Linked DNA regions of Mus musculus: regions 1 and 2 are each linked to region 3. A link is a loop called in an ENCODE intact Hi-C map of the cell type or tissue named here. Cell type or tissue: heart. All regions are shown on one strand.

Evidence for each region. Hi-C counts contacts between places; a loop is a spot of excess contacts. Peaks named below come from ENCODE experiments on the same cell type or tissue, not always from the same donor. Only the 100,000 strongest peaks of a DNase experiment are listed, where the experiment ranks them.
Region 1: it touches region 3 in a loop (2.5-fold over the local background); 4 of 42 quality-filtered maps call a loop at or near these places.
Region 2: a loop joins it to region 3, with 4 times the contacts of the local background. A loop is called at or near these places in 7 of 42 quality-filtered maps.

Annotation. Positions count from the first base shown.
Region 1 is chr11:116,289,888-116,297,887 of GRCm38, reverse strand. Exoc7 (exocyst complex component 7) reads left to right here. Exons shown (of 20, transcript NM_016857.4): 7 at 225-317; 8 at 2,199-2,344; 9 at 2,562-2,714; 10 at 3,048-3,146; 11 at 3,419-3,481; 12 at 3,850-3,916; 13 at 4,575-4,613; 14 at 5,304-5,369; 15 at 6,314-6,434; 16 at 6,654-6,749; 17 at 7,618-7,681; 18 at 7,897-7,938. Among named protein-coding and RNA genes, the nearest start is that of Exoc7, 13 kb to the left of the region's middle. In heart, a CTCF peak has its summit at 3,305 (motif pointing right); no DNase peak of the experiment used is centred here; H3K27ac peaks cover 1,029 bases.
Region 2 is chr11:116,194,728-116,202,727 of GRCm38, reverse strand. Acox1 (acyl-Coenzyme A oxidase 1, palmitoyl) reads left to right here and starts at 3,683. Exons shown (of 14, transcript NM_015729.3): 1 at 3,683-4,132; 2 at 4,347-4,506. The coding sequence starts at 4,024. It overlaps Ten1 (TEN1 telomerase capping complex subunit), which reads right to left and starts at 3,873. Exons shown (of 4, transcript NM_027107.1): 1 at 3,745-3,873. In heart, a CTCF peak has its summit at 7,344; a DNase peak (open chromatin) is centred at 3,707; H3K4me3 peaks cover 2,383 bases; H3K27ac peaks cover 2,532 bases.
Region 3 is chr11:116,135,460-116,143,459 of GRCm38, reverse strand. Mrpl38 (mitochondrial ribosomal protein L38) reads left to right here and starts at 4,592. Exons shown (of 9, transcript NM_024177.3): 1 at 4,592-4,749; 2 at 4,839-5,018. The coding sequence starts at 4,683. Fbf1 (Fas (TNFRSF6) binding factor 1) reads left to right here. Exons shown (of 31, transcript NM_172571.3): 31 at 1-1,175. The coding sequence ends at 77. In heart, a CTCF peak has its summit at 4,410 (motif pointing left); a DNase peak (open chromatin) is centred at 4,529; H3K4me3 peaks cover 1,622 bases; H3K27ac peaks cover 3,345 bases.

The DNA.
Region 1 (8,000 bases), 150 kb before region 3:
TCTGGGTTGTTTGAATACCTTTTCTTCTGTCCATCCTCAAGGGTGTCTGGTGGCCCTGGCAGAGCCTGCTGGCAGAGGCGTTAAGGGGCATGCTCGATGTTGGGTGGGCGGGCGGGCGAGCGAGGGTGGGCACGGGCGGGCGGGGCAGGTGGAGGGCCGCTGCTGTTCTCTCTCACTCACTCCCTAGGTCTTCCTCTCTCCTCTCTGTGTGGCTCTGGTGACAGGGACGATCCGTAAGGCTCAGAACCTTCTGAAACAGTATTCCCAGCATGGTCTAGATGGGAAAAAGGGGGGCTCTAACCTCATTCCTCTGGAAGGTAATCACCCTGTGCTCCCCCCTCTTCCACTGTGTGTCTGTCGCTCACTCATCAGGCAGGGCAGAGCCTCCCCCAGGAGGGCCGTGGGACAGATCCTACGGGGCTGGGTGGGAGTGGCAGACACCCCTGATACCCCTCAGGCCTCAGCAGGCCCGAGGACAAGTTTCATGTCCCTGGTCTGATCCTGCCTGGCTCTGCCCTTCCTAAGGCTCCTTCTCCCTGTCCCTGTCCTTGTGTCCTGTGTCAACTCAGAGAACACTGTCGTGGGGCAGCCCTTTCACGCCCAGATCAGCAGGGCAGGACCAAGTTGGCCAGGGCCTTCTGGCTCCTTGCCTCTGTAGAAAGAGTACTTCAGGTAGCCAAGGGGACAGGCTGCCTGAGGAACGAGTCCCTCCTCTCCTGTCAAGAGAGGGACAGCCAGATCTGCTGACTGGTGGACCCAGCCCCTTACAAAGAAGGCTGTCCTCACTCCCTCAGCAGTGACACTTTCACTCTGTCACCCTGGGGCCATGCACCTTCTCCTGGTCTCCCTTGGTCAGGAAACACACAGGCAGGCATGGTCCTGAGACTCCCTGAGAATCAGGCTTGAAACGGCTGTTCCCAGTGAGCTTTGAGGTGGTGGAGGGGCTCAGAGCCCTCCTCAGTGCCCCCTCCCTAACCCCACTTCACGCTCCGCTCCTGGAGATTAAGGGCTTCTTCCCCGGACCCAAGGGGCAGCTGCCTGGCCCCTGGATAAATGCTGCTTGTGTTTGTGCGGCCAACGTCTTGCTAGGTCACGAGCATGATTTCCGAGTTAAGCACCTGTCGGAGGCCCTGAACGACAAGCGCGGGCCACTGGCTGGTGAGTACCGTAGCCCAGCCCCAGGCGAGCCAGACACTGCCTTCGAAGCAGTTCCCAGGATGACCTGCTCTACTCTAAGGATGAGCCTGGCCTGTGGCCTCGCTCCCTCTGCAGGCTCCTTTGGGCCCAGGTCTCCTTGCCTCTTGTGAGCTGGGAACACATGCTTGGCTCCTGGGGCCTGGCCAGAGCAGCAGCTGCAGCTTGAGCTTGCAGGCAGGCAGGAGGGCAGGTGGCTCCTCCGAGGTCAAGGAACCTGGATCTCCCACTTCTTGGAGCCTGTCCATGCCACATAAAACCAGACTGTTCTGTCCTGGCATGCTTGCATCTCCTCCTGGGGCAGCTCGACACAGAGACACTGAGAACCACTTATGTCTTCTCAGATTGTTCTCTTTTGTTGAGGTAGCCTCACTGTGTACTCCAAGCTGGCCTTGAACTCTGTAGTCACACTGTAGCCCAGCCAGTTGAGTGCTGGGATCATAGTTGTACGTCTCACTTGGCCAGCTCATTCTTCTAGAATCAGCTGTCCTTTACACACACGCCAGCCGGCCTCATAGGCCATCGCCCACACTCCCTTACACTTACAGGGCTTGATGAAGTTGGCAATGACCTTCATAGGAACCCCCACCCCCCAGCGGAGGACCACAGTGACTCCCTTCTTAAAATGGACACTGCCACCTGCCTATCCTAGACTGCCCTCTTTCAAGCCATTCAGAATCCTCACACCGGGTCAGACAACCTCATCCAGGAAGTCAGTTTAGGAACTTTCCTCCCTTGGCGCTTTCTCCCACCACCTCTAGTGTTTGATCTGGGGACATAAATGCTGCCTGTGCTGAGCTGAAAACGGTGCCAGGACACGGTTTGGACTCAGCACCTGATCTCCCAGGTCTGCCAGCACAGCTCTTACGGCTTCCCATCATCGTAGGCCTCCTCTTCCCTGTGCTGCTGTCTGGGCTCAGCCCAGGAGCTGGGGAGACTCGTACCCCAGTAGGGTGAGTGGTTCCTCCCAGAACAGCCACTCAGGGTCACTGCTGTCCCCCTAGGGAGAGACGACATGCTGGACGTGGAGACGGACGCCTACATTCACTGCGTCAGTGCCTTCGTCAAGCTGGCGCAGAGTGAATACCGGCTGCTGATGGAGATCATCCCTGAGCATCACCAGAAGAAAACCTTTGACTCCTTGATACAGGTCTACCCCTCCCTCCCGCCACGCTGCTCTGAGCACTGCCCCATGTAGCTGTTACTGCAGGGTCTAGAGGGTGGGGCAGCCTGTTGTCGCCCTAAGCCCTCAACTCTACTTGGTGTGGTTCCCTCCCCGATCCTTCACAGCATTCTGGCTTTCCTTCATGCCCCGCAAAGTGGCCCACTGTCCCTAGGAACCAACTCCGTCCCTGTCCCTCTTCTAGGATGCCCTGGACGGGCTGATGCTTGAAGGGGAGAACATCGTGTCTGCTGCCAGGAAAGCCATCATCCGCCATGACTTCTCCACAGTGCTCACCGTCTTCCCCATCCTGCGGCACCTCAAGCAGACCAAGCCCGAGTTTGACCAGGTGCTCCAGGTGTGTGAGCCGGGAGGTCTGTTAGACACACACAGATAGACACACACAGATAGACACACACAGATAGACACACACACACACACACAGCGTCCCTTTACTCCCTTCTGGGAAACCATTCCGTGCTCACCCACAGCTCTTATGAGTGGCTCCCAAGGGGCTTTGGACAAGTCAAGATGCTCCCAAGGTAACAGAAGAGCTGTGGTTAATCTCCACCTGCTGAAGTCGGTCTCTGCTGAGGGTTGGGAAGGACCTAGAAGGAGTTACACTCGGGGCTTGCTGGAGAGGGCAGTGCTCCGCACTTCTGATGACTGTGTCAGCCATGTCCTTCCTCAGGGCACAGCAGCCAGCACCAAGAACAAGCTGCCCGGCCTCATCACCTCCATGGAGACCATTGGGGCCAAAGCTCTAGAAGACTTTGCTGATAACATCAAGGTGCCCGAAATCCCTTTCCCTTCACCAGCCCAGCTTGCTCCCTGAGCTCTGGGGACTCCTCAGAGAGCAGACCTTCAGGAGAGCCAGGTTTGCTCTCAGAATGGTGCCTGCAGTGCCGATTTCCTGGGGAGACCCTTAGAGCGCTTTGGTTTCTTCCCATGTGCCAGTAGATGGCGCCATGAGCAGGCTGATTAGGGCTCAGAGTGAACCAAGAAACAACTGGTCAGAGCCCTTTCCAGGAACCAGAGGCTGTTTTGTTTGTTTTCCTACAGAATGATCCAGACAAGGAATACAACATGCCTAAAGACGGCACTGTTCATGAGCTCACAAGCAATGTAGGTGTTACTCAGTCTGCTGGACTCTGCCTGGGGTGGGGGTGGGGGACCGGGAGCACTATGGACTTTGTAGGAATGAACATGAGGAGGGAGAGCTGGCTTTGTCAGCGTATGGGCAAGCCCCCCAGCTCAGGCTCTGGGGGATACAGCAACAGTGGGGACTCTGCCAGCCCAGGGCTCCTGGCCTCCATGAGCAGGCATTGGTGACGAAGGGCTAGCTTCTCAGGCGGGTCCAGGGACAACACCTGAAATTGCCAGTTGTTCTTGTCACTGTGCAGACCCCTGCTACAAGATTTCCCCTGTTGGCCGGAAAGGGTACGTGTGGGAAGCAATGGCTGCCCTGACCCTCCTGTGTGTTTCTCCACCAGGCCATCCTGTTCCTACAGCAGCTTCTGGACTTCCAGGAGACAGCAGGTGCCATGCTGGCCTCCCAAGGTACACCACACTGAGCTGCTGTCCCCTCCTGCCTAGGGACATGGACTTAGGCCCCTAGGAGGCACTGACTTGCTCTGGGTGAGGGCAGGGTGTGGTGAGAGGTCTCCAGCCTGGGGTGGGGGGACTCTAAGCCCCATGAACTTTGTGGGGATGAACATGAGGAGGGAGGGCCGGGTTTGTTAGAGTTCTTATGAGCCCTAACCCTGCACTTGCTCCTTTGGCTGTCGGTGCTCGCCCCGCCCTGCCCCGCCTCCATACTTCTCTGCTTGTCCCGTGCTGTCTGCCTACTGTCACTCTATCTCCTCACTGCCCCTTGGTGAGGCTGGAAACTGTGGGGTTGGCGCATAAATAAGAGTGCTCTTCTGGGTCATTCCAAGCACTGAGGTCCCCGGCCCCGCCCACCCGCCCCTCTGCTTTTATTTTGGGGACAAGAAGCCAAGAGCTGCCAGCTGTCCTGGGCTGCACTTTGCCGGGTTTCAGGTCTTGAGGTAGTTCAGCTTGGTGTGCACTGCCGTCCCTGTCTGGCTGCTCTGCTCTGGGGAGGGTCTGCTTGGCTTGGGGTGGCCCGGCCATTTCTAACCTGTTTTTTGCACTTTGCATCTTTCCCCTCCTCTATTTCCCTCCTCCCTCTCTGTGTGCACTGCCTGTCACTCCGTAGTTCTTGGGGACACATACAATATTCCTTTAGACCCCCGAGGTAAGCGGTGCGACTCCCCAGCCCCATCCTCCCCTCCAAAACCCGGTGGGTGAGGTTCCCAGGGGACCAGCCCTCAGGACCCACTGGGGCGGGGCAGAGGGGCAGAGGGACTGAGTTCCTTAAGGATGCCCTCACCTCCCCTGGCTCCCTTCATTGCTACCTTCTGCCTCTGAGCCTATCCAGGCTGTACCCTGATGGGTCCAGCGCCCTAGGAACAACCCCTGATTAGCCCAGCCCCGCCCCTCTGCCTTCTGTTCCATATCAGCAGGTTCCTGTGCTGGGGGTGGCAGTGTAGCAGGGGTTTGTGAGGAGAAGGTGGAAAGACTGACTGGGTGACCCTATCCAGAGACCTTGCTGTTGGCAAGATACTCTCCATCATGTATGGAAACCAGGTTGGGAAGGAGTTAGTACCCGGCACCTCTCCTAACTGCCTACCTGCTATCACGGGCTGGTTCCTTAACCCGTTACTGTAGAGGGCAGCCCGACCGGGATGCAGAAAGAGTCTAAAAGCATTGCTCCCTGAGGCTCCGCAGGTGCCCATCTATCTCTGCTTGAGCTCTCACTTGAGTCCTGCCTGTCCCATGAGGCCCAGGGACTGTCCCGAGATTTCCTCCTCTGCCCCTGGGGTGTGGTAAGGGCCATCGAGGGTCTTGGCCATTGCCACCATAGTAACGGTACACCTTCTCTCAGAAACCAGCTCTTCGGCCACCAGCTACAGCTCCGAGTTCAGCAAGCGGCTGCTGAGCACCTACATCTGTGAGTCCCCTGTCCCCCGACCCCCGGCCAGCTCCCTCCCTTGTCTCCGTGCTGTCCATCTCTTCCTGGTCCCTTCCTGGCTAGTTCCGGTTCAGGAGCCAGGGCTTTGAGAAGAGCTTCAGAGGCCTGGTAGTCAGAAGAACAAGCAACAGTTGTCAGGAACTGGTTAGCCGTCCCTGGAAGTCCGGGGTCGCAGGATATTTGATCACACTGTGAACCCCTAGATTGTGTTATTTACTGGAAAACCCTGTTTCTAATTGTGGTCTGGCTCAGTGCTTAGTACACACCTTTAATCCTAAACAATGAGAGTAAAGTTAGTTTGTAGAAGGAAGCACCCATGTTTGAAAGTGATGTCTAATTGAGTGGCAGACAAAGTGACAAATCAGACAAAGATTTGACAGAAAAGGATATGCCCAACTCTCACGAGAAGAGAAAGGAAGAGGAGGCTACTTAAGAGAGAGAATCGTAGACAGAAAGAAGGAAGAGGCAGTTTTACCAGGACAGTGATAGAGAGAGAATAAGCCAGACACAGGTAAAGATAGACGGAGCCAGAGAATGAGAAGGAGCCTGAAGATTAGAACAGATTGCTAGAGTTGGTTGAGGCCAAGCAGGGCAATTCAGGAGAAGCCCAGAGAAGCCAGATTGAGTCAGTCAGCTCGGAGTAGAGTTTGAGCCAGGAGAGCTGAGTTGAGTGGCCAACCAGAGCTCAGAGAGAACTAAGAAGGGTGAGATTACTCAGCGGTAAGTCTCAGAGACGGAAAACATTTTAAGCTTAGATTAGATTGTATGGAGGCTAGAAGCTTCCAGACCTAGGCCCAGGTTAGCAGACAGGGGCAGTGAGCCTCTGAGATGACAATTACATGGAGCTGAATAAAAGATACTTTTACAGTCAGGTCATTTGGATCAGACACTTTTGGTGGATGTAGCCCCATCTTTCTGTACAGGCAAAGTCTTGGGTAACCTGCAGCTGAACTTACTAAGCAAGTCCAAGGTGTACGAGGATCCAGCGCTGAGCGCCATCTTCCTACACAACAACTACAATTACATCCTCAAGTCCCTGGAGAAGTAAGTGACCTTGGCTCCGCTGGGCACTCGTGCCAGCCGCTGCCCTCCAGGGCTGGATGCACCCTACAGTCTCCTAGGACTGGGTGTTCAGTTTCTCTCTTTGTTCTGCACCTACTTTAGAGCTCAGGAAGGCTTGGCACAGGAGGCCTCCTTTCTGGTGCTATTGCAAGGCCAAAGATGGCCAGGCCCCTCTTTCTTTCTCTTCTGCCTTCCCCCCAGGTCTGAGCTGATCCAGCTGGTGGCTGTAACCCAGAAGACTGCCGAGCGCTCCTACCGGGAGCACATCGAGCAGCAGATCCAGACCTACCAGCGCAGGTAAGCGGCCAGCAGCATCCTGAGGCCATGCCCTTCCTTCTCAGCCCCCCATAGAGTGAGGCCCCCAGCGAAGGCCTGACATTCCAGGTGGTAACCCTGTTCCCATCTGTTGTTGCTCTCCTTGGAGTTTGTTTTTAGAGTAGGGCTCAAAGCCAGAGCCTTCTAGAGGCTGAGTATAGTGTGTGCCATCGAGTTGAGCCCCTAACATTTTTCTTTTCTCTAATTCATGGGTGAGGAGAGAGAAGCTCTGTCCAGCCCCACCCCCCACCCCAGCCTCCCTTTGGGAGCTGCTCCCGAGGGACCACAGAGCCTCTGCAGAGAGCTGTGCCAAGTGTCCTGGCTAAGATAGCTGAAGAGCGAGCTGTCAGAGATGTGAACAGTGTTTAGCCCTGGAGAACAGTAGGGTCATGAGAGCCCTTGAGCTTGGAAAGGTTCTGGCTACTTCTCTGGTCCTCTAGTGCCCCCGGCCTGTTTCTTTCTGAGCGCCTCCCGCTTCCTTCCTGTTTATCTGGCCTCTTTCCCCATCTGTTTCTCTATCTTAATTTGCCACAATATTGATGTGAGCTGCGGTCGACAGCATTTGTTCAGTGTATTGAGCGCCTTCTGCTTCCTGTTCTTAATTGTCACAGCGAGCAGCTTAAACACTGCCTGTTCCCAAGGAGAGCATCTCTGCTGTTTTGCTTACTCTTGACCCAGATAATCCCTGCTGCCCCCACGTTCGTTTATTCGTTCGTTCGTTCGTTCGTTCGTTCGTTCGTTCGTTCGTTCGGTAGATTGAGAGCTTTGAAAAGCAAAGCAAGCAGACTTTAGGAAAGACGCAGTTGTCTGAAGCTGCCCCTCTCTGTCCTCTCCCCCTGTTGTCTGGCAGCTGGCTAAAGGTGACTGACTACATCGCAGAGAAGAACCTACCTGTGTTCCAGCCTGGAGTCAAGGTAAAGGCCAGGCTTGTTCCAGGAATGGGTATCAAGCAGATGGGATACTTGTATCTTAGGAAAGACAGACAAGCACCTCTCTGCAACAGAGATGTTCGAGGCCATGAGGACAGCAGGAGAGGGCGGGGCACAGTGCTTGGGGCAGGAGAGGGCAGAGTAGCTCTGCTCTGAGCAAAGCTTTCTCTGCTGCCTTCTTCTCCCCTCTGGATCTCCAGCTCCGGGACAAAGAGCGGCAGATGATTAAGGAACGTTTCAAGGTGAGTCAGGTCCTCCCTGCATGGATGGTGGCCGCAGCGATGGCAACAGAGGCACAAAGCTT
Region 2 (8,000 bases), 59 kb before region 3:
GTACCTGAGCCTTTCCTGATACTCAAACAGGTTTTATTTGTCTAGTTTTAGACAAAAACATGTGGCAGGTGGGAGTTGGGTGGCACATGCCTTAATCCCAGCACTTGGGAGGCAGAGGCAGAGGTAGAGGCAGACGAATCTCTGACTTTGAGGCCAGCCCGGTACACAGAATGAGTTCCAGGACAGCCAGAGCTACACAGAGAAACCCTGCTACAAAAAAACCCAAACAAACAAACAGCCATGTAGCTCTATGTGGCTTCTAACTCACAACATTATGTAGTAAACCAGGCTGGCCTCAGACTTACAGAGATCACCCTGCCTCTGCTGCCTGACAACAGTCTTTTTGAAAAAGAGAAAGGGCATTTACTATTGGTGTATACACATGCACACGCGTGTCAGAGCACACAAGTGGAGGTCAGAAGACAGCCGTGTGGAGCCGCTTCTCTTGTTTCAAAACCTTTATGTGGGGCTGCAGAGCTGGCTCAGAGATTAAGAGCTAGCTGCTCTTCCAGAGGCCCTGAGTTCAATTCCCAGCAACCATGTGGTGGCTCACAACCATCTGTGATGGGATCTGATGCCCTGCTCTGGTGTGTCGGAGAAGAACCACAATGTGGTCACGGACATAGAATAAATAAATCTTAAAAACAAACAAATAAACCAACCTTTATGTGGGTTCTGGGACTGACCTCAGGCCTGTGGACTTGCATGCCAGGAAGCAAGTGCCTTTATCTACTGAGCCATCTCAGCAGCCCAATGTGAACAGCTTGTTGTTTTCCAGACTTCCATGACTCCTCTTCTAGATCCCCTTTTATATCAGATATTTATGTCTCTGACCCTGGGTCTTTCTCCTCTATCTATTGCCCTGCCCAGCCTGTACCCCAACACTGATTTATCTCATTCACTGCAGTGTACTGAGTAATCAGATTTCAAACAGTGTGACTCTGCTCACCCCATTATCATCCCCATGAGGGCAGGGCTCTCTGATGACTGTGTTCTTTGCGCCTACCAGGTTTTTGTTTTTTTAAATAATTTATTCTTGTTCTACATGCATTGGTATTTTGCCTATGTATGTCTGTGTGAGGGTGTCAGATCCCCTGGACCTGTAGTTACAGACAGTTGTGAGCTGTCATGTAGGGGCTGGAAACTGAACCCAAGTCCCCTGGAAGAGCAGTCAAGTGTGTTTAACCACTGAGCCATCTCTCCAGCCCATGCCTACCAGTTTTGGGGCATTATTAACTATGAATGGATAAACATCCATGAAGAGAATAAAAATCAAGACAGCCATCCTACGCTTGCTGGGCACTGAGCTCATGCCATACCTCACTACCCTCATGAATGTTAATCTGCCAGCATCTGCCTTTATCAGCAGGCGGAGCTAGCTCTGCTTGGACTGTCCACCCAGGTTAATGGCTTCAATATTAACTGTCAGTCCACTCTCAGAGGCTATCTGAATCCCCTCACCTTGCCATTTCCAATTTTGTACTGATTCTTTTGTTGTTTTTGCTGGTTTCTGTTGTTGTTATTATTTTGAGACAGGGCCTCAATACATAGCTTTGACTGGCTTGGAACTCACTATGTAGACCAGGATGGCACAGAACTCATAGAGATCCACCTGCCTCTGCCTCTGCCTCTGAGTGGGAGGACTGAAGGAATCTCCACCCCACCCAACCTGTACTGCCATTCTTATGCAGCTATAATTAAAACTCATGGTTCAAAGTGCTGCCTTAAACCAAACTAACAGTTCTCTACAACCCAGGCTGGTCTTGAACTTGTGATCTTCCTGCCTCAGCCTCCTGAGTAGCTGATGTTCCAGGCCTATGCCAACAGGCCAGGTCAAACTTCCAATTGTTGATAAATCTGACCATACCTTTCCCTCTCTGAGATACTGCCAAAGGTTTGCCATGTAGTCTTTTCCCTTTACCTCAGTAAGCAATAGCCTTGGTTTTTATCTCATCAATAACTTGTTAATTGTATTTGGGATCCAAGCTTCTGCTAAGAGGAATAAAATTCACAAGAACCCAACTAAACAAGATATCAGTGCCTAAGTGTCCTTGAAAATATCCTCAGTAACAGAACCTTGCTCAGGTATATGGAGCCAGAGCCAAAGGTACAAGCAACAACAATGATATAGTCTTTATTTAACTTCTCAGAATTTTTCTTCTTTTCCCTTTTAAACTTTTAAATTTTGTGGAGCTGAGGATGTAGCTGAGAGGTCTATCTCCTGCATCAAGAAAAAAAAGTGTGCCGGGCGTGGTGGCGCACACCTTTAATCCCAGCACTCGGGAGGCAGAGGCAGGCAGATTTCTGAGTTCGAGGCCAGCCTGGTCTACAAAGTGAGTTCCAGGACAGCCAGGGCTATACAGAGAAACCCTGTCTCGAAAAACAAACAAAACAAACAAACAAACAAACAAACAAAAAAGAAAAGAAAAGAAAAAAGAAAAGAAAGTGCATTAAAATATTGAATTTTGGGGGCTCCATTAACTTTGCATTCAGGCTAAAGCCTTCATTCGTTTAACCCATTCTCAGCACCGTTACTGTAAAAGGGTCTTACATATGTTGTTACAAGGGCAAGTTAGAGAGGTAATGAAGAAATGTAGTTCTTTTTTTTTTTTTTTTTTTTTTTTCGAGACAGGGTTTCTCTGTGTAGCCCTGGCTGTCCTGGAACTCACTTTGTAGACCAGGCTGGCCTCGAACTCAGAAATCCACCTGCCTCTGCCTCCCCAGTGCTGGGATTAAAGGCGTGCGCCACTACCGGCGTAGTTCTTTTTGGTGGCATGAAATCAAATGAAGAAAGAGTGCATTTTACTTAGCACTTAAAGGCTTTTTGAAACAAGGCATTACACAGCCCAGGCTGCCTTCAGTCCGATTCTATATAGCTGATAATGATCTTGGACTTCGTGATCCTCAGACCTCCACTTGAAGTTGCAAGCCTGTGTGTGCCACGGTGCCCAGTTTATGCTGTGCTTTGAGATTATATTTTGGCTTTAGTGCATGCTCGACATCTCCAGCCTACTACTTAGCAATTTTTAAGGAAGAATTAAAAAACAAACTGGTGAAAACTGGCTGTCTTTGAGGCTCAGGAACTCTTTGTTATAAATCCTACGCTAGAACTTCTTAGGCGTAGGTACATCTTCGATGACGATAATGATATGGCAAAGTAAAGTCTAGATTTCAAAATTTCTAGGACCTGCCCTGCCGGTTTAGGTGGGAAAAGACTTGGGCTATAAAATGTAGAGAAACTGGACCTGTTCCCTCTCGCTTTAAATCCAGGCCCAGTGCATAAACCCGGAAGCTCCGCAGGACCAGGTCCTTGCATCCCAAGTCTCTAACGTCAGTCAAGTCGGCAATATTTTTAGCCAACGACAATGAACCGTCTCCCGAACGTAACCTTTGTCCTGTTACCCTTTCGCTCCAATTTGTTTGGGTTCCAGTAAAATCAACAGCTTTCCTCTATTAGCCTCCTCACCCCGCCCGAGACCCTTGACACCCATTCCCTTCTGGTTTCCGGGGACACTGTGGTGAGAGGACCCCCCCCCCACACACACACACACCCACCGCCCTAGCCTGAAAGGAGGTGAGTCCCACAGCGCAGGCGCAATCCCGCCCCTCAAGGCCCTGGCCAATCGGTTGCGCGCGTCTCCAGGGCTCTTTTCCTCCCGGAAAGATCACGTGAACCTGGAGACGTGAGGTCCGGGAAGAGCCCCACTCCCTTTCCAGTGCCACTGCGGTCCCTTGACCTTTTACCTTGCTTTCCTTGGCGAGGAGCCGCTCGGGGACCTCCCCTGGCCCGCAGCAGGGGATTCGTCCGTCCGGCGGGCGGTACCAGCGTCGGGGATTGCAGCCGGTCACGTGAGGAGTGGCGGCGGGGACGGGGCGGGGACGGCTCGAGGGGGCGGGGCCGAGGGCTGTCTCGCTCCGCTCATAGGGCCTGGTCGGCGCCTGAGCTGCGGAGACAGGTTGTCATCGCTTTGGTGCCTGTCACTTCTGTCGCCACCTCCTCTGCCCCCAGCACTGGTCTCCGTCATGAATCCCGATCTGCGCAAGGAGCGGGCCGCCGCCACCTTCAATCCAGAGTTAATCACGCACATCTTGGATGGTAGTCCGGAGAACACCCGGCGCCGTCGAGAAATCGGTGAGCCTGGAGGGCCGGGCCTCTTATACCGAACCAGGCGAAAGACCCCCGTGAATGAGGATTTGGGGCCTCTGGAGTTGAGGGGAAGCGGGGACCCCTACTTCGATGGGCGTCCGGTGTCAGGATTAGGAGGGGAACGTCCTCTGTTCTAATCTGATGGGAGTCAGGGAGGGTGAGTACCTGTTTCTCTTGATGTCATTTAACCCTCTTTCAGAGAACTTGATTCTGAACGATCCAGACTTCCAACATGAGGACTATAACTTCCTCACTCGAAGCCAGCGTTACGAGGTGGCTGTTAAGAAGAGTGCCACCATGGTGAAGAAGATGAGGGAATTTGGCATCGCAGACCCTGAAGAAATCATGTGGTTTAAAAAGTAGGTGTATCTTAGCACATTAGTGTATGCCCAAACTACAGCTGCAGTCTGGGGAGGTCTTCTTACCGCGCATGTCGTTTAAAGGCTTAAATTGAATACTTCATGATTCAATTTTATGTGTGAAAAATAATATTACTTTTGCATCTAGATCTTTTAGTAGGATAGCATAGCATAGTTGTAAAAATGCTAATAATGAACGGTTGTGCCCAAAATTGTTTTTTTTTTTAATTTTAACAAACTTTAAGGGATGGTGAGGTGGCTACCTGGCCTAATCATCTAATTTCAATTTGTAGAAAGAGAGTCACCTCCCTTAGATTGTCCTCTGACCATTTGCTAGAGGTGGCTGTTGTACCCCCACACACAATAAGATGAAACTTTAATTTATAAAGTTCTTTTGAACTGGGCCACGGTGACCCATGCCTTTAATCTCAGCACTTCGGAGGAGGCAGAGGCAGAGGCAGGCTGATCTCTGATTTTGAGACCAGCCTGGTCTGCAGAGCTAGTTCCTGTTCGTCAGCCAGGGTTACATGGCGAAACTGTGGGAGAGGGTGGGCCAGAAGGCCGGGCAAACACTAGTGAAGCCCGCTGGGGGGATGGGGGAGACAGAGAGGCAAATAATAAAAAAGCTTTTTGTTCCAAACATCCCTATGAAAGTTCTTTAAGTGCAAAGTGAACCTTCACTTTGTAAGAAAGCTTCCCGATACCAAAGGTGTGGCGCAGTGGAACACAGATTGCCTAGTGTCTCAAGGCTGTGGGTTTGAGTCTCAGCACTGAAGACAAAACAGAGAGGGGGTGGCGAAATCCGCCTACTGATTTTCTGAGGAACTGTATTGCAAGACCAGACATTGAACTATTTTGGAACACTATCAGATTCTGTTTTTATGTAATGGGTAGTTTGAGTATAAAGTAATAGAAAGTGTGAGAGTCCGTGGAGAACCTGTCAGACCTCAGAATGAATCCGATATTCTCAGAACCACATTCTAAGAACGTCGCATTGTCGGATGGAATGCTGGCGTTTCCTACTGGCTGGCCGGTCGGGAAAACCCGCTTTAGTCTGCGGTTGAGGAAAGCCGCTTTTTCTCAGACGCTCATCTGTTGCACTTTGCTTTTCTGTTATACATAAGGGGGCTGGAGACATGGCTCAGTGGTTAAGAACACCGTCTGATCTTCAGGGGACCCAGGTTCAATTCCCAGCACCATCACAACTGATTGTAACTCCAGTTCCAGGTTATCTGACACCCCTACATAGGCGTACATACAGGCAAAACACCAATGCATATGGAATAAATAAGTCACTAAAAAGGACTTTTAAAAATTACATATAAAGGTCCCCCTTCCCCTTTAGCCTCAAAGTCATCCTCGCACAAGGTGTTTTGCTTGCGGTGGCTCTGCTGCTTCTCCTTTATTTCCTTTAAAACTTCTGTTGGGTTTTTACATAATAGAGGAACTCGTCAGCGTGTTCATTAATAAAGATAAAACTGGGAGGCTGGAGATACACCTCGACAGTATAGAGCCCTTACCTACCATGCACAGCTAACTAGGTTTAGTCCCCAGCATTTATAAATAAATAAATAAATAAATAAATAAATAGTAGCAGGGGTCAGTCATCTGTTAAGAGCACTGGCTGCTCTTCCCGAGGTCCTAAGTTCAATTCCTAGCAACCACATGGTGGCTCACAACCATCTGTAAAGTTGAGACCAGGAGAACACTCACTTTTGCCTAGCATGTTCCAGATCCTGGATGAAATCTGCGACACCTTAGCAACAACAACAAAATTTTGTTTCTGTTTTCTTTTGAAGTTTGGCTTTGTCTTTTGAGATAGGTTAATCTCTATGTCACTATGTAGTCCAGGCTGGCTCCAACCCCAAATATTCTTTCTGCCCCAGCCTCTTTATTGCTGGGGTTACAGATGTAAGCCACCCTAGCTGGCTTGAAAAGCTTAAATGTTATTAAGAATATGTTTTCAAGAACTAATATAAATATTACAAGTCCTGCCCTCATGTGGTAATGGTTACTTCTTTTTCCTTTGAGTTACAGATGCAATGCATTCAGAGTCTGGTTTTTTTTTTTTTTTTTTTAGATTTTTTGAGACAGGGTTTCTCTGTATAGCCCTGGCTGTCCTGGAACTCACTTTGTAGACCAGGCTGGCCTCGAACTCAGAAATCTGCCTGCCTCTGCCTCCCGAGTGCTGGGATTAAAGGCGTGTGCTACCATGGCCCGGCCAGAGTCTGTTTCTTAATTCACCCATTACTGTGACAATGAAATGGTTTGCTTTGCTCCTTAGGCCTTCCTCAGAACTCCAGTAGATCTTACTAATCAGAAATACTAGTTTACTTGTGCTTGTAATCTATGCACATGGGAGGTGGAGCCAGGTCAGAGTCATCCTTATGTATATCCAGTTTGAGGACTGTCCTAGCTACATTTATAGTTACTTATTCGTGGTTAGTTTTGGTAGCAAAGCAGAAGACTAGCCAACCTCCACATACTTGCTTTTGTTTCTAGAGCTTGTAATCTATGGGACTTGGGTAAGTCCGAGGGAAGTGTTAGCAAACGGACTGAGCTGGGTTCACAAACAGAAGCTGTTGAAATTCAATACCTTCTCAGGGCAACATGGAGGAGTGCTGTTGTTTGGTAGAGTGGATGATACAGCATATTTTATAACCTTTGTAACTGCACGACAAGCAGCCAGACTCAGGTGAGGTCACAGAGACCTAGAACAAAGTCCTTCCTGTGGACCATGCCTCATGGGAAACATGAAATACTAGCGATAAGTTTCAGTGCCCTTTGAAACAGGAAGTGTTCCCGGGATGTGACGGGAAGTCTGTTTAAGTTGAAGGAGCAGACTGGTGGTTAGTCTTGGTAGTGACTGCTGTCAAGTCTCTCCTGTTTCTCGAACCATTCTTCTTTCTTGCCCAGTATCTTTTTTTATTTATTTTTATTGTTTATTTACATGTACATGTGTGTGTGCCTGTATGTGTGCATGTGCCCAGGGATGGGGCAGTCCTTGGAGCTGGAGTTACAAGCTGCCTGATGAGGGCACTGGGGGTTGAACGCTGGTCCTCTGAGAGAACAATACATGTTCTTAACCAGTGAGCCATCTCTCCAGCCCCCTACCCCGTTTCCTGTCACTTGCTGGAGATGGCTTACTTTTCAACTAGTAATAAGCATTTAGGGGGAAAAAAAAAACCCTTACCATTCATTGTTAAGTACAGTGGGCATGCTCAATGAGGGCCGAGGACTAGAATTACTGAGGCAGGGGAATTTCCAGGAATTTAGGGCATTCACTGTTATCTTTGTTATGTGTTTATTACTAACCCCCCTCCCATCTGTTTGCTTTTGTTTTTTGAGACTGGGTTTTTCTGTGTAGCTCTGACTAGGTAGATCAGGCTGGCCACAAACTTGGAGATCTGCCTGGAAGGTGTGCATCACCACTGCCCAGCTGTGGCTGCGGCTGCGACTGCGGCTGCGGCTGCGGCTGCGGCTGCGGCTTCTTC
Region 3 (8,000 bases):
ACTTCTTGGAGAATGAACAGTTCTTCCTGGAGACTCTGAAGAAAGCACCCTATAATATGGCGTACCATTCTGCCTGAAAATGCCCCGTGCTTCCTCAGCGGGCATCTGGCCTGGAGTGCTCGCCCACTGCTGACCAGCTCCAATCTGTGAGAAAGGCTCCCAGCAAAGTACTGCACTGCTTGCCCAGAGCCTGATTACAACTTCTTGTATGGACAGGGTATCTGTGTGTTCTTCCCAGGCGCTCTGACCTGCAGCTTAGAGGCAGCAGGTGCCTCCCCAGGGAGCAGTGACAGTAAGACCATCTTAGCACCCATCATAGTAAGACCCCCGCTCATCACTGCCTTCCACGGCAGTCACTGGGGTCTTTATGCCTGGGCTACTTTAGAGGCAGGAACCTATTTCAGGACAGTAGGGTCATACACCATGAACAGCCTTTGCTTTCAATGAGAGGTCCTTCAAATGGGAATAGGGAGAAGAGCCTTCTAGCTGAGAGTGGGAGGCCTGGCCAGGGACAAGGATGGCACTGCTGAGGCACACCATGCCCAGATGGATTGATTCTGGGGCTTGAATATGTCCGGGCTTCACCCAGCCCTTCATCTCACCCTCGGGTAGCTCACACACAGCTCCATTACTCCCCAGTGACTCAGCATTACTCCCCAGTGACTCAGCATTACTCCCCAGTGACCAGCATTACTCCCCAGTGACCAGCTAACTCAGCAGCAGCACTGGTTTCTCCCGCCCCCTCCAGGTTCCCTCCAGAGGTGGGGTGGGGAGCTGTAGGAGTAGAGGGGTGTGTGGAGAAGCAGAGGAGGAAGGGAGATTGTGAGAGCTAGAGACTGCCTGAAGACTAGGAAGGAGCCCTGGGGCCAGGCTGCTGCTCCTCCCGTATGAAAAGTGCCAAGACCCTCTAGTAGGGTATCAGGAGACGGCCTCGGAAGGGAAATGATCCAGCAGACCCAGCACACAGAGAATCTGCTGTTCCTACACAGCAGCTTCCATTCAGGAGCACTTCCTCCCTTCCCAGCTGAGAGGGTGTGTCCACAGAAGCAGGGGGGAAGAGGAGGGGCACACCAGAGGGTCAGAGGGTAGGGCACCGCTGCTCTGCCCCTCAGAACCTCTCCTGGAGACACCTGAAACCTTGCTATCCGACCCATTAAACTGTTGTATTGTTTCGACTTCTGTTTTGGATTTGCATCAAACCTGGGGCTGTACCGGTGGAGGTAAATGTCTTTCCCTGAGTTGCCCCTGCCTCCATTCTGCTATGTTCCTATGTCAGTGCCCCCTGTAATGTGTCCTTAATGATTAGAAAACGATTGTCCTGGCCAGATGTGGTGGCTCTCATGTGTAATCTCGCACTCAGGAGTCTGAGGGAATGAGATTGCCAGAGTTCAAGACAAGTTTGAGCTACAGGAAGTTCCAAACCATCAACCTGGACTGCGGAATGAGAGGTGGCGCTCACCTTTAAACCCAGCACTTGGGAGGCAGAGGCAGGTGGATCTCTGAGTTTGAGGCCAGCCTGGTCAACACAGTGAGTTCTAGGACAGCCAGGGCTATGTAGAGAAAGCTTGCCTCAAAACAAAACAGAATACAATGTTTGCTTACTGCTCCTGTTATTTGCTGGAAAACAAACCACAGAACAGGCAGCCACCTCTGGAGAAAGCTGACCTATTGAAGTGGCCATCTTACACCCTTTTCTCTGGCACCTTCGGGACACCTGGAGAAGTTAATTTTCCATTCCTGTCTCAAGGGTGGAAAGAGAGCTTCAGGGATTGCAAAAACCCTGCACGGAGTGACAAGTAGCAGGGCCAGGGTTTGAGTTGTGCCCAGGCCAAGTCGCAGGCTCAACCACATCTCCTTGATGCCCCACAGGGGAGAATGTGATATACAAGGCAGGCATGGTACCCGCTGGGACTCAGTCCTCCTAACACATAAGCAGTCCCAAGTTAACCCTGAATGGAGAATCGTGGGTCGAAAGGATCAGCTGGCATTATGGGGCCACCTTGCATTTCTGCCATCTCCCAAAGGGAAAGGGGGTGACTTCCAGCACATGGGATGACAGGCAATGCAAAGAGACTCCCCAAAACCTTGGTCTTCCTGAGTAGTGAAGCGAGCTTAGGAAGAGTGTGAGCTTAGCTGGCTGTGCTAGTGACAGCAGTGATCCCAGCACTCGGGAGGCTGGCTGTGCTAGTGACAGGTGTGATCCAGCACTCGGGAGGCTGGCTGTGCTAGTGACAGCAGTGATCCAGCACTCGGAAGGCTAGCTGTGCTAGTGACGGGTGTGATCCCGCACTCAGGAGGCTGGCTGTGCTAGTGACAGGTGTTATCCCAGCACTCGGGAGGCTGGCTGTGCTAGTGACAGGTGTGATCCAGCACTCGGGAGGCAGGCTGTGCTAGTGACAGGTGTGATCCAGCACTCGGGAGGCTGGCTGTGCTAGTGACGGGTGTGATCCCGCACTCCGGAGGCTGGCTGTGCTAGTGACAGGTGTGATCCCAGCACTCGGGAGGCTGGCTGTGCTAGTGACAGGTGTGATCCAGCACTCGGGAGGCTGGCTGTGCTAGTGACAGCAGTGATCCAGCACTCGGGAGGCTAGCTGTGCTAGTGACGGGTGTGATCCCGCACTCAGGAGGCTGGCTGTGCTAGTGACAGGTGTGATCCCAGCACTCGGGAGGCTGGCTGTGCTAGTGACAGGTGTGATCCAGCACTCGGGAGGCTGGCTGTGCTAGTGACAGGTGTGATCCAGCACTCGGGAGGCTGGCTGTGCTAGTGACGGGTGTGATCCCGCACTCAGGAGGCTGGCTGTGCTAGTGACAGGTGTGATCCCAGCACTCCGGAGGCTGTAGGCTTGAGAATTAGGAGAGTCTGCGACACACTGAAAGATACTGTCTCATAAAAATATAAATAAAAGTGATGCTGGGCAGTGGTCATGTATGCCTTTAATCCCAGCACTCAGGCAACAGGGGCAGGCAAACCTCAGGATTCAAGGCCAGCCTGCTCTACAGAGTGAGTTCCAGGACAGCCAAGCTACACAGAGAACCCTGTCTCAAACACCAATTTGAGGCTGTGAGTAACAATCTAGATGAGAGGGGGCAAGAGTGAGTGTGTCAGAAGACTGCCTGCTGGGGAAGGAGCAGAGGGCAGAACTGCACCTGGTGGCATGAGGGGCACTGGAAGTGCTCCCAGGGACCTTGACATGTGTCAGGAAGATGTGAAGAAGAATTCAAATCTCTGACGTGAGGCAGTGTGGTATCACCACACGCCTGTAATCTCAGCATTTGGGAGGCCATGGTAAGAGGAAGAGGAGTGGACCAAGGCAGGGAAATCAGGAGAGGAGGGAGGGGAAACTGGGGTTTGGGATGTAATATACAAGAAAATAAAAATGACTGTCGTGAGTTCAAGGCTACAAAATAACTGCCAAGTAGGCAGGGGTATATAGCAAAAACCTAGCTCATTTAAAATTAATATTGTTAGAGCCATTGCTTCCAGGCTGGATATGTGTGAATCCTTGTTAGGTCTCTCAAACAGTTGAAATACAAACAAGATCCTCTCTTCAGAGCTTCCCAGACAGGGAGAATCAGAACGAAGAACAGGCTACCTAGCTGAGCAGTCTCCACCCACTCGTGGAGACACCATGACTCTTCAGCAGTACAAGGGCAGAGAGAGGAGCTGGAGAGACTCATATAAGAGGGTTCAGAAACAAAAGGATAAAACAGCAAGTGAGACCATATGAACACCCTGCAAGTGTTCAGTTCCCCTCACACTCAGCAAGAACCCTTCAGTACCCATCAACTCCTCAAGGCAAGGCTGTGGTGTCCTGACCTGTGAACTCCAACACTTGTCAGACAGCAGCTGCTCACTATTGGAGGAATTAGAAGTGATGGTGAGAGGCTTAGCTGCCTGGGTGCTGTGGAATTTAAGCTGTGGCCATTTCTGCTGGATATCGAGACCTCACTGCATTTCACTGTGAGTTCAAGGGTCAGACTTCTGTTAGCAAAAAAACTAGCAGTCATTGGCCTGGATTGGGGATGTCAGGACTTCCTTGAGAGAGCACTTCGGGGCCGGCAGGTCACAGAAGGAGAAGACAACAACAGCAGACACCTTGTGATCTGGGGAGAAGCTGAAGGAGTAGAGCTTTGCTATACTGGAAACTTGAGTTCCAGGGCAGAAGGGCTGAGGCTGGGTCAAAAAGCGGTAGAGAGCACTAGAACTGTGAATTGGAGATGATCAAGAGAGAACAGATGCACCAAGGTGCAAATCCTGCGAAGCGAGCACTATTATTACCTGTTTTATTCCCAAGTCTGACTCCAGAATCCTCCTCTATCAATCCCTGTGTCAGGGCCAGAGGAAGGTGAGTGAGATCCCTGGGGTCAAAACCCATAGTTGTTCTTGAAGCTGTACCTTTGTGCTGCCTCCTAGTGGCAGCTCTCAGCCCCGCGCGATCCAACAGGCATCTTCCGGGCCCGCACTATCAGACCTCTCTTAGACTTTGCGCCAATGGGAAGGTCCCAGGACTTTCAGCATTACGTCAGGAGCTTGAGACCGCGGGGCGGGGCGGGGCGGGGCGGGGGGCGGGGTCTCCCACGGGGCGGGGCTATGGAGGCGGAGCCTCCCGCCGGACGCGCAGGCTTCTCTCCGGCCACCTCTGTCTGGGTCCTACGGGCGTCTTTGGCGACCTGGGGGAAAGATGGCGGCGCCCTGGTGGCGTGCGGCGTTTTTCGGAATTGGGAGATGCCGGGGCTTCAGCACCTCGGGTGAGTGGTGTGAGGTCGTGGAGCTCTTGGGCCTCTGTAGCTCCGGTCGCGGTCCTAAGCCTGCGTGACGTCCCTGTCTGTGCCCGCAGCCTTCCTCAGCCGCCGGACACCCCCGCTCGGGCCCATGCCCAACGAGGACATCGACGTGAGCAACCTGGAGCGGCTGGAGAAGTACCGGAGCTTCGAGCGGTACCGCCGCCGGGCGGAGCAGGAGGCGCGCGCCCCGCACTGGTGGCGGACCTACCGGGAGCATTTCGTGAAGGAGACAGGTGCGGGAGCGACGTATTCTCCCCCAGTTTGGTCCCCGTGGGCCCCCGGAACGAGAAGGACCTGCGTGCCCCTCAGACGTGTAGTTCTGAATTTAAGCAAACGTCCAAGTGATATACGCATAGCTTAATCTGTCTGTAAAACTGAGACTCAGCCGGATGGTGGAGGCCCACGCACTTAATCGCAGCGTTTAGGAGGCAGAGGAAAACGGAGCTCTTGACTTAGGGGCTAGCCTAATCTACACCGTGAGTTTCAAGACAGTCAGAGCACACGGAAAAACCCTGTCTTGGGGATGGAGGTGGTAGTATGGGGTAGTAAAGATGCATTGTTTGAAAACGAAAGAAAATGAAGACAAAGCAAAAAACAGAAAAAATTAACAAAAAAGGAAAAGAAAACAAAACAAAAAGATGCATTATTTGGCTTTTTGGTTTTTGTTGTTTGAGATAGGGTCTTATTAGCCCAGGGTGGCCTTGAACTCACTGTGTAACGAGGATGATGGAGGACTGCCTTGTTCCGCCTCCCAGTTAACTGAGAGTGCAGCTGGGAACCACCAAGGCCTGGCTAGAGATTAGGGCCTCACTATATAGACCAGGCTGGCCTCAACCCACAAATCCACCTGCCTCTCTCTGCCTCCCAAGTTTTGGAATTAAAAGCATTTGCCACCAGCTGGTGCCCCATCTCCTTAAATCTGCCTAAAACTATTACTAACTCTACCCAAGACTTAAGTGTGCAGCCTGGTCTACAAAGTGAATTTCAGGACAGCCAGGGCTAAACAGAGAAACCCTGTCTCGAAAAAACAAAAAAAAAAACAAAACAAAAAAAAAGACTTAGGTGTGTGTTGTGTTCATAACCACCTTTGAATCATGTTTTTCTTTCCTTGTTTTTCTTTCTTTCTTTCTTTGTTGTTGTTTTAAGACAGGGTTTCTCTGTGTAGCCCTGCCTGTCCTGGAACTCATACAGACCACGCTGCCCTTGAACTCAGAGATCTGCCCACCTCTGCATCCTGGGTGCTGGGATTAAAAGTGTGTGCCATCACTGCCCAGTGTTATAATTATTTAATCTCAGTCAGGGGTTTCTACTCACCTTTGATCATTCAACTCCTAGATACAAGTCACAAAGCCTTAAAGCACTAGAGCTGGGCACATATCTACTCAATACTGTTATGTCTACTTCTCTGCCAGTAACCCCGAGATATGACACTTCCTCCAGCTGGACTGCCCTCATGGCCAGTTTTCATGGTCCCTAACCCCATGGCATCTTCTGTGTCCACTTTCTCTCTCTCCCTCCCTCTTAGTCCCCACCTCAGACACCCAGCCTGGGAACCAAAATCCCACCTAGCTCCCTTCTGCTCAGCTGTAGGCATCGTTATTCACCAATCAGGGATAACTTTGGGGGCAAGGTTACATAGCATCACTTGTGTCTAGGGTCTACCTGAGAATCCCTTCTCCCTGGGGGCAACCAGAGCCAGTATTTAGCATTGCAATACACAGCAACAGACCAAACCTCCATAGCCCAGCTACCTTTGAGTCATTTGAAAGGTGATTCTGATAACCAGTTAGGAAACCCATCTGCCTCAGTTTCCCACGCTGGGACCCAGTCTGGGGTCCAGATGCCAGAGTTTTACTTTATATCTCATTTGCTGTATGGCTGAGCCCTGTTCAGTTCCGGGAAGCAGACTGCATAGGTCAGCTTAGTGGGTCAAGTGTTTCATCCTTTCCTGGAGTATCAGGGGGACAGAACTAGATAAAGTCAGGCTGCTCAACAATGATGTTTGATTTGGGGCCGGGGTGTTGGTCCAGTGAGGAAAAGTGTCTGCTGTACTCACCCCACCCTCAGAGCGTGAAGACCCGAGTGAGGCTCTCCCACATCCACACAGAAGCCAGGCACAGTGTCTGCTTCAAACCCCAGTGCTAGGGGTTGTGGTTCCCAGTTCCGTTTCAACACTGGAGTTGTGAACTCTGCTCAGGCAGACAAGATGGGAGGTGTTAGGTTACCAACGTAGCCTAAGTTCCCCAACCTGGGTGAGAAATGAGGCAGGCTGAGGAAATGCATGCAGGGCCTGTGATGAGCTGGGGGGGAGGGTGTCCTGCTTAGCTGAGGGGTGAGTGTCCTGGAGCGCTGCAGGGCCTTCTGTGGGAGACTTAGGTGGGGCATCTCCATATGACTAAGGCTTCTTGATGAGAGAGACAGTCCTTGCTTGTCCATACTGTTCATTGGTGGTGACAGTGGATGCATACAACTTACTCAGGGTAGACCAGAGACTAAACAGGAAGGAATGTCCAGGAAGGTTCATTGGCTAAATCCTTGGGGCCAGCCCATCCAGATTATCATGGAGAACTGTTCCGTGCTGTGTGACTAGTGGTCACCATCCCCATGTGAGGTGTCGTGGTCACGTACTCAAGGAACCAGGTCAGGAGCAGATGAAACGCCTGCGGTCTCAGATATGAGAACACCGGGGCTCCTAAATCCATACAACATTCCCAGTTTTTGTCTGTGACACGCTTCCACTTGTCCCACAAGGGGTGGCCTAACACGCAGATCTTTGGAGCACACTGGCCAGCCGGTCTAAAAAATCAAGTTACAGCTTCAATGAGAGACCCTGTCTCAGGGGAAAAAGCTAACACTGAGGGCCAGCCATGGTGGCACACACACAATATTTTTTAATATTTATGTATTTATTTTATGTATGAGTCCACTGTTGCTCTCTTCAGACACACCAGAAGAGGGCATCGAATCCCATTATAGATGGTTGTGAGCCACCATGTGGTTGCTGGGAATTGAACTCAGGACCTCTGGAAGAGCAGTCAGTGCTCTTAACTGCTGAGCCATCTCTCCAGCTCCCATACACACACACACCTTTAATCCCAGCACTTGGGATGCAGAAGCAGGCAGAACTCTGAGTTCGAGGCCAGCCTGGTCTACAGAGTGAGTTCCAGGACAGCCAGGGCTACCTTGATTGGGGTGTTGGGGGTCAGTGTGGAATG